Linked DNA regions of Mus musculus: region 1 is linked to region 2. A link is a loop called in an ENCODE intact Hi-C map of the cell type or tissue named here. Cell type or tissue: left cerebral cortex. All regions are shown on one strand.

The links. Hi-C counts contacts between places; a loop is a spot of excess contacts. Peaks named below come from ENCODE experiments on the same cell type or tissue, not always from the same donor. Only the 100,000 strongest peaks of a DNase experiment are listed, where the experiment ranks them.
Region 1: a loop joins it to region 2, with 11 times the contacts of the local background. A loop is called at or near these places in 12 of 42 quality-filtered maps.

The regions. Positions count from the first base shown.
Region 1 is chr17:21,418,960-21,426,959 of GRCm38, reverse strand. It overlaps Zfp54 (zinc finger protein 54), which reads right to left and starts at 3,716. Exons shown (of 5, transcript NM_001379357.1): 1 at 3,643-3,716. In left cerebral cortex, a CTCF peak has its summit at 4,172 (motif pointing right); DNase peaks (open chromatin) are centred at 3,813 and 4,153; H3K4me3 peaks cover 1,083 bases; H3K27ac peaks cover 466 bases.
Region 2 is chr17:21,228,618-21,236,617 of GRCm38, reverse strand. Vmn1r234 (vomeronasal 1 receptor 234) reads right to left here and starts at 7,792. Exons shown (of 1, transcript NM_134198.2): 1 at 6,802-7,792. The coding sequence starts at 7,792. The coding sequence ends at 6,803. In left cerebral cortex, a CTCF peak has its summit at 4,803 (motif pointing left); a DNase peak (open chromatin) is centred at 4,786.

The DNA.
Region 1 (8,000 bases), 190 kb before region 2:
GACAGACCTAGAACGACATTGCATGTTCTGCCTCATAGAAAGTTCCTAGCTCCAACCCTTCAGATGTGAGTTCTCAACCTGAAGTAACTGCAGTAACAAGAAATATAAAAGCAGATCATGGTGGGATATGGGGGAGCAATAGACAAGCGATAATAGGGAAAAGTGATATTAAGGGGAAGAAGGAAAAACAGGAGTAGGGATTTAAGAAACAAATATAAACACAAAAAATACGATAAAATAGCGAAGGATGTCTGAAAAGTAAGAAGGAATCATATAATCCAACTATGAAAAGTGCCTGTCTGTATATACACATATATTGAGTATATAAATGAAAGCTTCCCATTTAGGTTGATAATAGTCCCTATAAGAGCCATAGATTTTTTTTAAAAAATAAAACTACCAATACCAAGCTCCTTTTAGATTATTGGTCACAGTTGTTTAAGAGATTTCCAAAACATTATAGGCTATTGATTTTGCCTTTGGTTCTCTCCCAGCAGTAGATAGTGAGGCCCCATTGTTAAAGATGCTATCAGATTCATATACAGAATCCAGGTCTCAAGTTAGATCTGACATTAAATGGTCCTCCCTGGGGACTAGCTTTCATGGTACTAGAAGGCAACATGCAAGCTTCCAAAGGAGAGAGCTTACCAACAGTCCTACCCAGCAATGACACCAATGAACCATAACAATGATCTGTACTGCATTATATCGCAAGGATGCAAGAGTGGCACACATACCTTGGCAGTAACCAACAGCTTCGAATCGGACCTAAGACCTCAATAAGTGGGAAATCACACCTAGTACTGGAAACCTAGACAGTTTTCCCCAGGGCTTACCAAGTCATGGACCTTGGAGGAGAAGCTACAACCAATAATTTACTAAGCCAGCATAATCCCAAATAGCAGTACTCTATATATTCATCATAATTTTCATATGTAAATGGTCTCTCATCTTTCATCAAGGAAAGGTCTTTTTGGAACACATGGAGATTATACAGAAAATCACAACCAGTCAAAATGCAGAGTTGTGATGCTCAGCCACAGCTTACACATAAACAACACAAGTCCAGTATCTAAGGTTTAGGGATCACTGAGAAGGGATGGCAGCAGAAGAGTGCATTTTAACAGCAAGAGGAACAGGATATTTGTGCTAAGACTGTGTCTCTTAGAAATGTCAGAAAAGGGGCTGGTGAGATGGCTCAGTGGGTAAGAGTACCCGACTGCTCTCCCAAAAGTCAGGAGTTCAAATCCCAGCAACCACATGGTGGCTCACAACCATCTGTAACGAGATCTGACTCCCTCTTCTGGAGTGTCTGAGGACAGCTACAGTGTACTTACATATAATAAATAAATAAATAAATCTTTTAAAAAAAAGAAATGTCAGAAAAGCTACATTCTTGAAATCTTACAAACATGACTGTCTAAACATAAGCTGAACAAGGGCAACACCAAGAGACATGCTGATAAGGCAGGGAGAAAAATCACTAGACCTCGATTCTAGTCAAACACTAAAGAATTCTGAGAATTGGAGAAACAGTCTTCCCCAGAGATAGTCCACCATGTGGCTCTCCAATACATCCCTGAAAACATACAGACTGAGTAGACTGTATTTTTATGTTTAGGAACTCACACAATCATACAACAATAACTAAAAGAAAATTATTAAAAATCATAAATGCCTATGTAAATTGAAGATTTTGCATCATCTACATCAAAGTGATTAGAATGGTTTTATACCATTTTCTATTATTTATACTCACATAAATAACATTTAAAATGGGGTGGAGAGATAGCTCAACAGTTAGCTGTGCCTGTTGTTCTTGCTCCAAAAATCATTAAACACTACATCTAGAGATTAATTTTCATCATTTTATAATACATTAAAATTGCTGAAACGAAAACCATTTCTGAAGATCTGATCAGTGATGTGTATGGAATAAGGACAGCATCACTCACATGTACAATCAAGTAAAAGTTTATTGCCTCCTAGTATCAATTCTTCTGTAGAAAGTCTTCTCATCTCTATATTAGGATAATCCTGAGGAGATTTTTCTCAGTGGAAGTCTCTAGAATTATTTCTAGTGAAACAGAATGTGGCAAAACTGATCTCATGGCCCACTTCCACATTTACCTGAACCCCTTGCCTTCCCTTGACCAATCCCCCAACATACCTGGATCCTTAGCTACTGTCTCCTCCCTGTCCACCTTCCAGGTCTGTGTTCTGTTCCACAGGTGAGCTGATCTGGATGATCAGTGAGCCTGTACTTGGATTCCTAGCACAGTACTGTGCTCAGTCAATAAAGAGGAACAAAACTGAAGACTGTACAATGATCCCCCAAATGCCATTCAGTGTCAGAATATTGAAAAATATTTAGAAAACATTTTCAGTTAGTCTAGCGTGAACCTCACTTCCAATCACAGCTTCTTGAAAACTTATGGGTAGAAATGAAACTGGATGATTGGAATGAGAATAATATACACTAATAAAGTTCTGAACTTATCATGAACTGAAAATGATGGAAGCCTTTGTAGCTTGATCATGGACTTTTTTTTTCTCTCTCTCTCTCTTTCTCTTTAGGACAGCAGCTTGGCCACTTTCTGACCCAAGGGGCTGGAAATGGCAGTTATGGCCCTAAGAGAAACCTGGGGATGATGCTGGGGTAGGAGGGGAGGCTAGTCATTTCAGTGCCTCCAGGGCCTTAAAACCTGGAAATCCCTTCATTACTCAGTGTTAACAGATTACATTGTTCCAGCTTTAATGACCAAGCAATACTTCAGGACCCACTGTTCTTTTCCAGTACGTCATTTCACATGCTCCAAAGACACTATAAACACCCATCCCTCTGCCTAGCCTTCCAACTCTCTTCCCTTTCAGAGTAGCTGCCATTCTGTTTATCTGCAATATATCTCTTGCACGATGTTTGTTGTGTGGTGTGACTTTGTTGTATTGCTTTTGCTCCTGACTGCAAAGATGCCCTTGCTCTTAAAAATTCCTTACATGTTCCTTTCATTACTGATAGTTAAAACCTCTCCGTAGGTGCCAAGTTCCCAGGTATACAAAGAAATTAGTGTGGACTAATGTAAATTTCAGGAGCGTTGTCCTTTCTATCATAGCAAAATAACAAGAACAAAACAAAAACAACAACCAAACCAAACACGTTTGCCAATATTAACAGATAGTTTCAAATACTCCACTAGAGTACTTCTATAAGAAAAATTTGCCAAGAGAATAAATGGAAAAAAAATCAGTATTCATCAACTTAGTATGGTCTAAAATCTATGGGCAAGGGCAAGACATGAAGAGCAGAATTTTGAGAGCTGTCATTTTTATGAGTAGCCGAGGAAATATCTCACCCCTGTCTGATTCCTTCCCTTTCCCAGCCCCTTAGCTCCTCTAACCTGGTAGGTTACAGCCCTCCCCCACTGGGCTGTGGTTCCACCGGTTGGGCTGCTGCCTGCTGACTCTCCCAGGATGCCCCGCGCGGCACCTGAGGCTCAGGGTAGTTTTTTGCGTCCCCTTGAAACCCTTCTTGTATCCTCTGACTCCAGGTCTGCATCACAAGATTCTCCACGGTGCATGCCAGCGAGTTCCTCGAGGAAGACGTCCTTGCCACTTTTGGGTTTGGCTCCTCAGTCAACTTACCTAGGTTCACTAAAGAACAGTCCCAGCTATCACGCCACTCCTCTAATCCCAGCTCCATTCAACACACTTCCTCCACACAACACACTTCCTCCACACCCATATACTGTCCCCAACGGCTGTTTCCGGTGAGTGGCCCCACCCCCCCGGAGACAGGTCCCTCCCTATCAGTCTCAGGCTGCGGTCCACACAGTTCCAGCTGTCAAGCTTCTCTGAACCCGCTCTCCACAGACTCCCCACAAGTTTGCTGTCAGCGTAGACTAGAACTGGATCTGACAGGACGCTGCACCCGGATATCTGACCACCATACTGAGTTCTGAACCCTTCAGATAAAAGATAGCCTTACACCTCGACTTGACTACCAGCCCGTGAGCGACAAACTTATCCCAAACAATCCCAACACACAAAAATGACAAGTCAAAACCAAATCCTGAAAATTTGACTTGCGGAGAGACATTTAAAGAACTTGGATTTTGAAAAGAAATAGGTGTCTCAAGAAGTCAGTGAATTTATCTTGAGCTGCATGGCTTTCACCACTAGATGGTGGTCTTGCCATTTTCCTAATTCAGAGAGGAGTTTGTCTTCTGTGACTCAAGATAAAAGTGCTTTGAGATAAAACAGACTGTACTAACCCAGCATAATCCCAAAGAATAAACTAAACATTTTCTCTCCTGCCCACGAATAAGCTTAGTCTTCACCCCTTATCAAGAAACTTTTCTCTACTACAGAGACCACTGTAAAAAACTACAGTAATCACAATGCAGAGTTGTGATCATTATGGGGTAGGTCATTATGAATGTTTTGTCTACATTGCCCACTATAATAACTATGATCACCTTGTCTCTGGTGATTCGATGCTGCCACCTGGCCTTTGTTACCTTGGGGCAAAATTAAATCCATTACATTTAATTCATTCAATTGAGTAGCAGTATCTCCAACCCTAAGGTCTGGCACAAGGAAAAGGGCAAGAACAAAACTCTTCAAATGTGCTGTTGCCCCTCTCGCCAGTTTTTGTCCAGAGATACTAAGAGCAACAAGCCAGGCAAATCAGTTTTCTTATTTCCCTCCAAATTGTAGAAAACTTCGTGTACAGGGTCACCTAATTCACACCAGTCACAGTTGATGAATCAAGATAATCAAAGGCATTTGCATATAGTTTCCACCACTGGCCTCCTATATTCTCCAAGCTCCCAGGGGAGAAAGTATCTGGAGAAATTTCAGGAGTTGAAGGTGCCTAGTGAATTAGAAGATGCTGACAAATTATTAAACGGATTCCAGATTCTTAAGACATTCATTCTTATACTTCTGCTCCTCTAGAACCAATCCTGGTACCAACTTGTGTCTTAGTTAGGATTCTCTAGAGTCACATAACTTATGGAATATCTCTATATACATTAAGGGGATTTATTGTAATGACTTACAGTCTGTAGTCCAACTAACCCAACAATGGGAAGCTGTGAATGGGAAGTCCAAGATTCTAATAGTTGCTCAGTCCCATGAAGCTAGTTGTTTAAGCTGGTCTTCTATGGAAGTAGGTTTCAACAGATATGCTGGTGAGTGGTTGAAGAAGAGTGAATCTTCCTTCTTCCAGTGTCCTTATGTAGCCCTCTAGTAGAAGGTGTGGCCCAGATTAAAGGTGTGTACTACCACGCCTGGATCTGGGACTTGCTTTGTTCCAGGCCTAGAACTCTGCCTGCTTCAGTGTCCTGGAATTAAAGGTGGATACTACCTTGCCTGGACCTAAGATTTTCATGGCCACTATGCCTCAAGATCTCCATTTTGAAGATCCAGGTCAGAAACCTGTCTTCCAGCTTCAAGATCTGGATCACAGGTGTGCATTCCATTTCTGAATTGTAGCTCATTCCAGATGTAATCAAGTTGACAACCAGAAATAGCCATCACAGAGGTCAAACATGGCCCTGGGATGGAGAAAAAGAGAATAAATTTTTGCAACTAGGCCAGCACCTCGTCATCTAGGGCTCGGAGTCCATGGACACCGCCAAAGTCCCCAGAGGACTCTCCTCTCAATCTTAGGATCACTGGTGAGTGGAACAAAACATCTGTGCCAATCCAATCGCACAAGACCTGAGACAGCAGAAGGGAAACATAAAACTAGTTTGACCAGGGGCACAAGTCCGTTCTGGCTGGCACCAGCACCGAGTTGGCGGACATGCCCTCAGTCCCCAGAGGACTCTCCACGCTATCTTAGGATCACTGACCAGACAGCTTTATGGTCCTCAAAGGAGATACCACTTCCAGGCACTATAACACACCTAGGATCTTAGGACAACAGGATCCCAGGATAACAGGAGCTGGGTCACACCACCAGTATTTCAGGGTCTCAGCGGAAGCTTGACTGGCAAAAAAACTCTGACACAGCCAGAATCTCAGGTTCACAGGAGCCCACAATAAAAATATCACAGAGAAAGCTGGACTCTGAGCCGTCCTGAATCAACTGGGGTTATAGGAACGACAGGCTCCAATCAGATATATTAAGGGCAGCAAGCACTTGAGATAATCAGATGGCAGGAGGCAAGCATAAGAACAGAAGCAAAAGAAACCAAGGTTACTTGGCATCATCAGAACCAAACTCTCCCACCTTAGCAAGTCCTGGATACACCATCACACCAGAAAAACAAGACATGGATCTAAATTCACTTCTCATGATGATGATGGAGGACTTTAAGAGGGAAATACAGGAAAACACAGGTAAACAGAAGCCTTTAAAGAGAAAACACAAAAATCCCTTAGAGAGTTACAGGAAAACACTAACAAACAGGTGATGGAATTGAAAAAAAAAAAAACCATCCAGGATTTAAAAATGGAAGTAGAAACAATAAAGAAAACCCAAAGGGAGCCAACTCCGGAGATAGAAACCCTGGGAAAGAAATCAGGAACCATAGATTTGAGAATCAGCAACAGAATACAAGAGATGATAGAGAGAATATCAGGTGCAGAAGATTCCACAGAGAACATGGACACAACAACAATCAAAGAAAATGCAAAATGCAAAAAGATCCTAACTCAAAACATCCAGGGAATCCAGGACACAGTGAGAAGACCAAACCTATGGATAATAGGAGTAGATGAGTTACAGGAAGACACTACGAAACAGGTGATAGAATTGAACAAAACTATCCAGGATCTAAAAATGGAAGTAGAAACAATAAAGAAAACCCAAAGGGAGACAACTCTGGAGATAGAAACCCTAGGAAAGAAATCAGGAACCATAGATGCGAGCATCAGCAACAGAATACAAGAGATGGAAGAGAAAATATCAGGTGCAGAAGATTCCATAGAGAACATGAACACAACAATGAAAGAAAATGAAAAATGCAAAAGAAATCCTAACTCAAAACATCCAGGAAATCCAGGACACAATGAGAAGACCAAACCTATGGTTAATAGGAGTAGATGGATATGAAGGGTTTCAACTTAAAGGACCAGCAAATATCTTCAACAAAATCATAGAAGAAAACTTCACATACCTAAAGAAAGAGATGCCCATGAACATACAAGAAGCCTACAGAACTCCAAATAGACTGGACCAGAAAAGAAATTCCTCCTGACACATAATAATCAGAACAACAAATGCACTAAATAAAGAGAAAATATTAAAAGCAGTAAGGGGAAAAGGTCAAGTAACATATAACGGCAGGCCTATTAGAATTACTCCAGACTTCTCACCAGAGACTATGAAAGCCAGAAGATCCTGGACAGATGTTATACAGACACTAAGAGAACACAAATGCCAGCCCAGGCTACTATAGCCAGCAAAACTCTCAATTACCATAGATGGAGAAACCAAAGTATTCCATGACAAAACCAAATTCACACAATATCTTTCCATGAATCCAATCCTTCAAAGGATAATAATGGGAAAACATCAATACAAGGACAGAAACTATGCCCTAGAAAAAGCAATAAAGTAATCCTTTAACAAACCTAAAAGAAGACAGCCACAAGAACAGAATCATACCCCTAACAATAAAAATGACAGGAAGCAACAATTACTTTTCCTTAATATGTCTGAATATCAATGGACTCAATTCCCCAATAAAAAGATATAGATTAACAGACTGGCTACACAAACAGGACACATTTTGCTGCATACAGGAAACCCATCTCAGGGAAAAAGACAGACACTACTTCAGAGTGAAAGATGGAAAACAATTTTCCAAGCAAATGGTCTGAAGAAACAAGCTGGAGTAACCATTCTAATATCGAATAAAATTGACTTCCAACCCAAAGTTATCAAAAAAGACAAGAGGGGCACTTCATACACATCAAAGGTAAAATCCTCCATGAGGAACTCTCAATTCTGAATATCTATGCTCCAAATGCAAGGGCAGCCACATTCA
Region 2 (8,000 bases):
ATACATACATACATACATACATACATACATACAAATACACATTCACATCATGAGTGGATAGAGCAAACTCCAACGAGTAGGCTCGAGCCACTGCTTTTTCTTTCCTACAGCTTATATGTACCAGTAAAATCTGGCAAGCAGTATAGAATTACAATGTGATATATATTTTGTACATTAAAATGCCCATTTTATTTTTCCTCTAGGGAATAAGTGTGAAAAACAGTATGTTCCCTAATACTTTCACATTACATAGCAGAAGTAAAGAAAACAAATTTTTCTCAAGACTCCAAGTACATTCATATCTAAATAACTTGTTATAGGCTAACAGTGTAAGCAATCAAAGTAACTTTTTCAGTTGCCAATTTCTGTTGCCAGCAGATAGGAAATTACAGTTACAAAGAAAGAATCAATTATGTAATTTTAACTTATAAAGTGATTTATAAAAATCTTAAATGAATCACAAATCTAAACTTTTATATAAAAAAATAGTCATTTCTTCTTTAAGTCATAAGAATGCACATCTACTCATCATCGACTTTTAATATATCACACAAGGAAGCTGAGGCAAAAATGTATCAAGACATTAATTACCACCTAAGTTGACAGGCCTGTCTCAGTAAAATTCACATTAGCCAGTGCTAGTTAGTCTTCCAATAGTTTTGTTCCCTGACCTCAAAATGTCTCTAGGTCAACTATTAAGAGTATGTGTGGATGCTTCAGTCCTATTTAGAAGAGGGAACAAAATAATTACGGAAGTAGAGGGTGGGAGGGACTTATGAGAAATAGAGGGAAATGGGGAAAAGGATGTCTAATCAGGTATAAGAGGGGATGGGGGAATGCACAGAGGCTCTCTGTGAATGCACAGGAAATTGAACAGAGGTGTGTAGCAATGGGGGATGGGGAACTGGGGTAGCCACCAGAAAGTCATAGACACCAGAAAAGAAAGAGGCTCCCAGGACCCAACAGTGATGGCATTAGCTGAAATACCCAATGAAGAGGAGGGAGAACCTGTAGAGACCATATCCAGTTGTCCAGACCAGCAGGACAGTCGAACAGGGACTTGAGGGGCCACCTGGAAGAGAATGGGGCACAAAGAAACACAAAGAACAGACAGCAAGACTAGTTTCTGTTCAAGCTGACAAATTTTTATTTTTCCCACACAGGTTATATACTCATAGGAACAGGAGGGGAATGTAGGGGGGTTGCTTTGTCTCTGGGTAATGCACCTATTCCCAGGAACAGAATAGTGACTGGGTAAATAGTTCAGCAGGAAGATCAGAGCAGAAAGGGTTATTACGCATCTATCTACAAGATTGATAGCTATTTTTTTCTCTGCTGACTTCCAGATCTGTGTCTATTTGTACTCAGGTGGACTAGTACTTTCCCACAGAGGCCAAGACTTTGTAAGTAAGCACTTATGGCTGACAAGTCAGCTAATATTCAAACAGGATCGCTGCCAACATCCAGTGGTGCAGCATGGCCTCCAGGTTGAGGAATGGGGCCACCTACCCACCTCCAAAACTTTGACCCAGAACTGCTACCGTCTAAAAGAAATACAGGGACAAAGAGTGGAGCAGTGACTGAAGGAAAGGCCATCCAGAAACTGCCCCACTTGGGAATCTATCACATATGCAGACATCAGACCCAGACACTATTGCTGATGCCAAGTGCTTGCTGACAGGAGCCTGATATCGATGTCCCGGAGAGACTCTGCCAGAGCCTTTACAGACAGATGAGGATGCTTGCAGCCTTGGACTGAGCACGGGGACCACAATGAGGGAGATAGGTGAAGGACTAAAGAAGCTGAAGGGGTTTACAACCCCATAGGAAGAAAAACAATATCAACCAAACAGACTTCCCCACAGTTCCCATGGACTAAACCACCAAAGACTACACATGGAGGGACCATGGCTCCAGTTGCTAATGTAGCAGAGGATGGCCTTATCTAGCATCAATGGGAAGGGATGTCCTCGGCCCTGTAAAGGCTTGTGCCCCAGTGTAAGGTACCACTAGGGCGGTGAGGTTGGAGTGGGTGAGTGGGTGGGTGGGATCACCCTCATAAAAGCAGGGGGAGAGGGATGGGATGGAGAATTTGCAGCGGGGAAATCAGGAAAGGGGATAACATTTGAAATATAAATAAATAAAATCTTCAATAAAAAGTTTTTTTTAAAAAGAGAGTGTGCATTTTTGAACTTCAAATTTCTCCCTAAGATTTTCTATTTCACAGTCACTAGCAAAAACACCCTAACTAACTTCACTAACAATTTTATCTTTCCAAATGCATACTAAGTGAGATGGCCATTACTAACAATCTACATGTCTATGTTCTTTACAGGGGTGGTGATTGAGTCATTAATTTGCTCCTGCAGCAATGCTTGAAAATTTTCAAGTATCATTATTGTAATTGCCAATGATAATGTTCAGTGAAGGGATGGAGACCACTTACAGATTTTGTATAATTCTTACATTAAGTTGGATGTGAAAGAAACAAGCAGAGAAAAACTCCAGAACACAAAGGCCACTGGATACATAGTACTCAAGAATGTGCCTCTGAGGCATACCTATCTTAGTTGTGCTAACTAATGTGCCATATTCCTTGAGTTTTAAAGGTGTTTGTTGTTCCTCCTGTATGACCTTCAGAAACACACATACAAGTATGTGTGTGTGTGTGTGTATGTGTATATGTGTGTATATATATATATATATATATATATATATATATATATATATTCACACACATCACTCCTCCAAATTGCTGCTATACTGAATAAGAAAGGGAGAAATACAATAAGAGCTAGAAAAAAGGAAATGAGTTTTTTACTGTTTCCTCTGAATTGAAATATCCATTCCATCATGAGGAAGGTGATCATAGACTTAGAAGGATTCTAAAGCTTTTTGTTGTCATATTGGTGAAACACTGAATGACTCCAGACCACAACACTGTAAGCAATCCCTTTTCCATACTTCTTTTAGTGGTCCTAAAAAAAAATCAATTTGTTTTCCAAGATACAAGGATTTTTGTGGGTTTGCTTTCTATGTGTATTTAAGTTCCCCAGGAAGAGCCTATCACAAAATAGTCTAAACACAATTCTAAAACTTTGTTCTGAAATTTGTTTCCTCTCCGGGGTAAATAGATATTTGCTCATGTTTCTTCAGAAACAGTGTCACTATTTAATTTCTTCAGACTAAAAGGGACTCACCATGTCTGAGAAAGAAGAACAAACAGCCCTTCTAAAATTATCCCACAAAATAGAAAACTGTTGTAGCTGTACTCTGACACCAAAATGAAACTAGTGAAAATTTATGTTTCCTGGTGTAGGGCCTAATTCTCAGAACAAGCCAAGACCCAGCTTTAAATGCCATAGCAATCCAGGGCTTACATGGGAAAAAAAACATATGGCTACACTTTAGTAGAGTAAGCAACCTTGATTACAAAAGCAGAAATAGCAGTTATCCTTGTGACCCATTCTTTTGTAGAACAACAAAATTGCCAACCCCAAATTGTTCCTGTCTAAAAGAATTGCAGGGACAAAAGTGAAGCAGAGACTGATGGAATGGCTGACCAGTGACAGGCCTAATTTGGGATCCATCTCATGGGCAAGCAATAATCTCTAACACTATTACTGATGCGGTATTGTGCTTGTACAGAGGAACGTAACATGGCTGTCCCCTGAGAGACTCAAACAGCTTCTGACTGAGACAGATGCAGATACTCATAGCCAAGCATTGGCCTGAGATCAGGAACCCAGATGGAAGGATTGAAGGAACGGAAGGGGATCCAACTCCACAGGAAGACCAACAGTGTAAACTAACCTGGACCTGTGGGAAGTCCCAGAGACTAAGTCACCAACCTAAGAGTGTAAGACCTCCTTTCGGGGACCCCCACTCTAGTCTCAGGAGAGAGAGCACACCCAAAGAAACATGACAATCCTTCTTTCTGCAAACACACGAGGCAGTTTAATGGCAGAGATCCGGGTCAAAAAGTATCTCAAGCACGAGACAGAGGATTTGACCCTGAGGCTCGAAAGCTAGGAGTTTTTATGAGGTAAAAGGCTTAGAGGTGGGGAATTCAGCATAGTGACACACTATTGGCTTATTCAAACATCAGCAGAAAAATTACATGTCAGCAAAAGAATACGTGCAGGCCAGGGTGTCAGAGTTCTGTGATTTGGATTTTTTTTTTTAATGCTAGCAGAGTATCTGGTTAATTTATGACTTTAAACTGTGCCAACGGGCAATGGGCAGAGGGAGGTGCCGGGCCAGATGGTTGTTGACTCAGTTCAGATAGCCCTGTTATGTCCTGACATTCCTCTTTATCTTTATGGCCAAGCTGTTCCCAGGAATGCTTTAATGATGGGGGCATGCCTGGGTTTGTTCTTCTTTGTTCTCAGCCCCAGGCAGCCTCTAGGCTCACAAACAATCAGCAATTTCTTATCCTGAGCTTATCCCCGTCCCGCAGGAAATAAACACAGGACACGCCAGATTCTTCCGTGGTTAACTTACTTCATAAAATATTGAGGTAGACAAAGAAGGCTCAGAAAGTGTGTGGCTTAAATACCCTTAAGGTGTGACGAGTCTAAACTAGGACCGGTAGCTACACCCACGATACTCATGCCCCCTGGGGATAGGCTAAAGCCCCCAGGGGTTGGGCTAGTGCCCAGGGAGATGGACAGGTGCCCCGGAAATGGGCTGGTGACTTTAGGCGGGCTTTTGCTCTTGCAGCTGTGCACCATGAGCTCAATCTAAACTGAGAGATCGGTTTGGCACGATGGAGGTTTAGCACCATCTAGTGACGGCATGTATATTGCGGCTTTCCACAATTTCTGAGTACTTTATATGACTTACAGGTCTTGAAATTTCATCTTTCTTTCAAGAGCATACATGGGCTGGACCATAGACCCTGGTACATATGTTGCAGAGGTCTGCCTTGCCTTGTCTCAGTGCTAGAGTATACACCTAATCCTGTAAAGACTTGATAAACTAGGGTAGGGGGATACCAGGGTTGGGTACCGTCTCAGAGGCAAAGAGGATGGAGGATGGGAAGACGAACTTTGTGAGAGGATACAGCATTTGGGATATAAATAAATAAAATAATTAATAAAAAGCATAGCAGACAATTTTTTCGAATAGTCTTCAGTGTCTGAGACAAAATGGAATCGGCTGCCAGGTTATACCTTGTATAAGCTAGGAACTTTCATGATGGAAGCGTTTTTACCTTGTGGCTTCTCATAAAGTAAGTTTAAACTTTAAGTATTCTGTTAGCCATCACAACAGTAACAGGAAGAGAAGAAAAGCAACTACATCACTAACAGAAACACAGAGATTGAAAAGGCCATGCTGAAGCTTTTTTATGGCTTTTTAGAATTCTCACCTGTCTACCAATTTCCTCTAGGCAGAAAGAAACAGAAGCCACCACCCACAACAGTTGACTTATTGTTTAATAGCACTGAAGAGAGGATCTTGCGATCCTTGCAAGTTTCTTCTTTCACAGACAAGGAAAAATTGTCTTCTTCCTGATTCCAGGGACCTCATCTCCCCCATACTTCTTCCTGAGAGAATGTTTCAATTTAGAGGAATCTACTGTACTATGAAGACAATCAGTAGCAAACAGCCACAATTAATCCTTGGCTGAAAGTTGTATTGAGAGGTAAAATCCCTGAAATTCCTTCCTGATGCTTGTTTGGTTGTTGTCAGACCCAGTTCTTTGCAGCCACAGTACAGGTAACAACTCCACCTGTGAGATCTTGATTCTAACCAAGGAAAAGCATGATGGAAAATGGAATAGTCATTTCCAAGGTTGAAGTTCCATGCACAGTGTACTTTTACTGGGAAATGTTCTTAACAACAAGAAAACTGACATTCATGAATGCTTCAGAGATACAAACTAATAACTGAAAATTTAATCTAGGAAAGGAATTCAAGCTTGTCATGTCCTAATTTAACATTTTTGATACTCATTCAATTATTTTAGATTTTGACTGTTTTCAACCGTAGTATGCATTTAATTTAAATTCCAATTATGTGTACATCACTATGTAAGCAATTAAAAGTAGTGAAAATCCACATATAGAAAAAAGTTGTGCTGGACAGTGGTGGTGCACACCTTTAATCCCAGCAATTGGGAGGCAGAGACCAACCTAGTCTATAGAGTGAGTTTCAGGACAGCCAGGGCTACACAAAGAAACCCTGTCTCAAAAACAAACAAACAAACAAACAAACAAACAAACAAACAAAAAAGTTGTATGGATGGCATAAAGCATATATCACATGGTGATGAGCACCCTCCATATTTCCACCCAATTTCCAGCAAGACAAAATCATATTGCATGGACTCAAGTGAAATATTGTGGGCATTAGTTACAAGGTTATTTTAACTAACACCACTAATATGAAACATAGGGAGAGCAATGAAAGAATTTCAGTTTATTTTCATTTTCACTCATGCCCCAGAAAGAAAAGCCAATATGAAATGCATTTTGTTTGAAAGCAATTTGTTATTGTTGTAGTTATCATTATTTCAGTTTCTAAAATTCACAATTATTTGCATCCTTCTATACCTTGTGATTGATATGTTCTGTGCTGTCTTCCAGTGGTATTTCTTGATGGATAGTAAACACAATTTCAGTAAATATGTGCTGACTTGTTCTTATATGAAAAAAAACAAGCAAAAACATACACATACCTTTAGCACTAAATATTGTTATACAAAATATAATAATATTCCTATTGAATACAAACATTTCTCTGAGCATGATAATTAATGTCAGAATTCCATAAGTGTTTGGAATACATAGGATGACCTTTAGGATTTTTGATAGTTTACCCAAGCAAAGCAATGGATGGATGTGCTGGAACCATGTCTCATGAGCAAGTAGGGGCTTACAGAAGCAAAACACATTGAGAATATTGCATGGATACTCACTAGATGCCAGGTAAGATTAACTAAAAAGTTTAAACAAATAGTTAAAAGTGTGGAGAGTGTATAGAAACATACAAAGGTACTCACTAGGAGAAGAATGGTTTGTGTTGCTCTGGACTCATGGCTGGATCTAGGGAAAATATTGCTCCTAATCATATGTTCCATCCTCTGCCTGTGCCTGTGCAAAATGAGAACCATGGAACCACTGGAGCACAGCATGAAAAACATGCACACAGCACCAGGGATAATCACGTGTGCTGCATGCAGTACTTCAGCAGTTTTGTCAAAAGAAAGAGAAGAACAGTAACCCAAGTCCTTGAGATTTGTGTTGTTAACATTGCACAATTTTGCAGACATATACTTAAGGGAAACAATGCTAAAAAGGAGAGATAGAATCCAAGTCAAGTATAGGGAAGAGCTGATGCACTTGGGTGCTTTTTTTTTTAAGATTGTCCAAATGGCATCCTCTGGGCTGATAGTGATGACCTGGAAGACACTCAATAAGCATGCACTGCCGAATGACACGCCTCTTCCCACCCTATGAAGGTAGGAAAGTAGTTTGCACTCAAAATCATTGAAGAAACATTGAAAACCAAAAGCTGCCATTGCTTGTGGAACACCTTTACATAGGAGAGTTAAGAAGTTGGACACAATCAAGTGCATCAAAATCCAGTCCATGTGCTTTAATTTGTATGATTTGAAGTAAAGCACTATATAATTGTAGAGGAGACACGAATTGCCCAAAACTCCAGCAACAGTCTGTGATACCAAAATAACCCCTATAGCCATATCACCAGAAGTGATTTGATGAGACCCTTCTGCCTGATCCCGAGGATTCTGCATGAGGAGGTAGGCATGGACTACTTGCTTCATGTTACTTAAAACCTGGCATTTGCCATGCAAGTTATTCTCACTAGAATTAATAAGTGATTCACTGTGATTTTTTAAATGTATAGATCCTAGATTTCTAAGAAAAACAATGTATAATTAGTTGACCCTTCTAAACCTATAAGGTATATATTATTACTTAATGGGTTATCAGTGAAGATGAAGGAATCTGAGTTACATACAGTATAGTTGA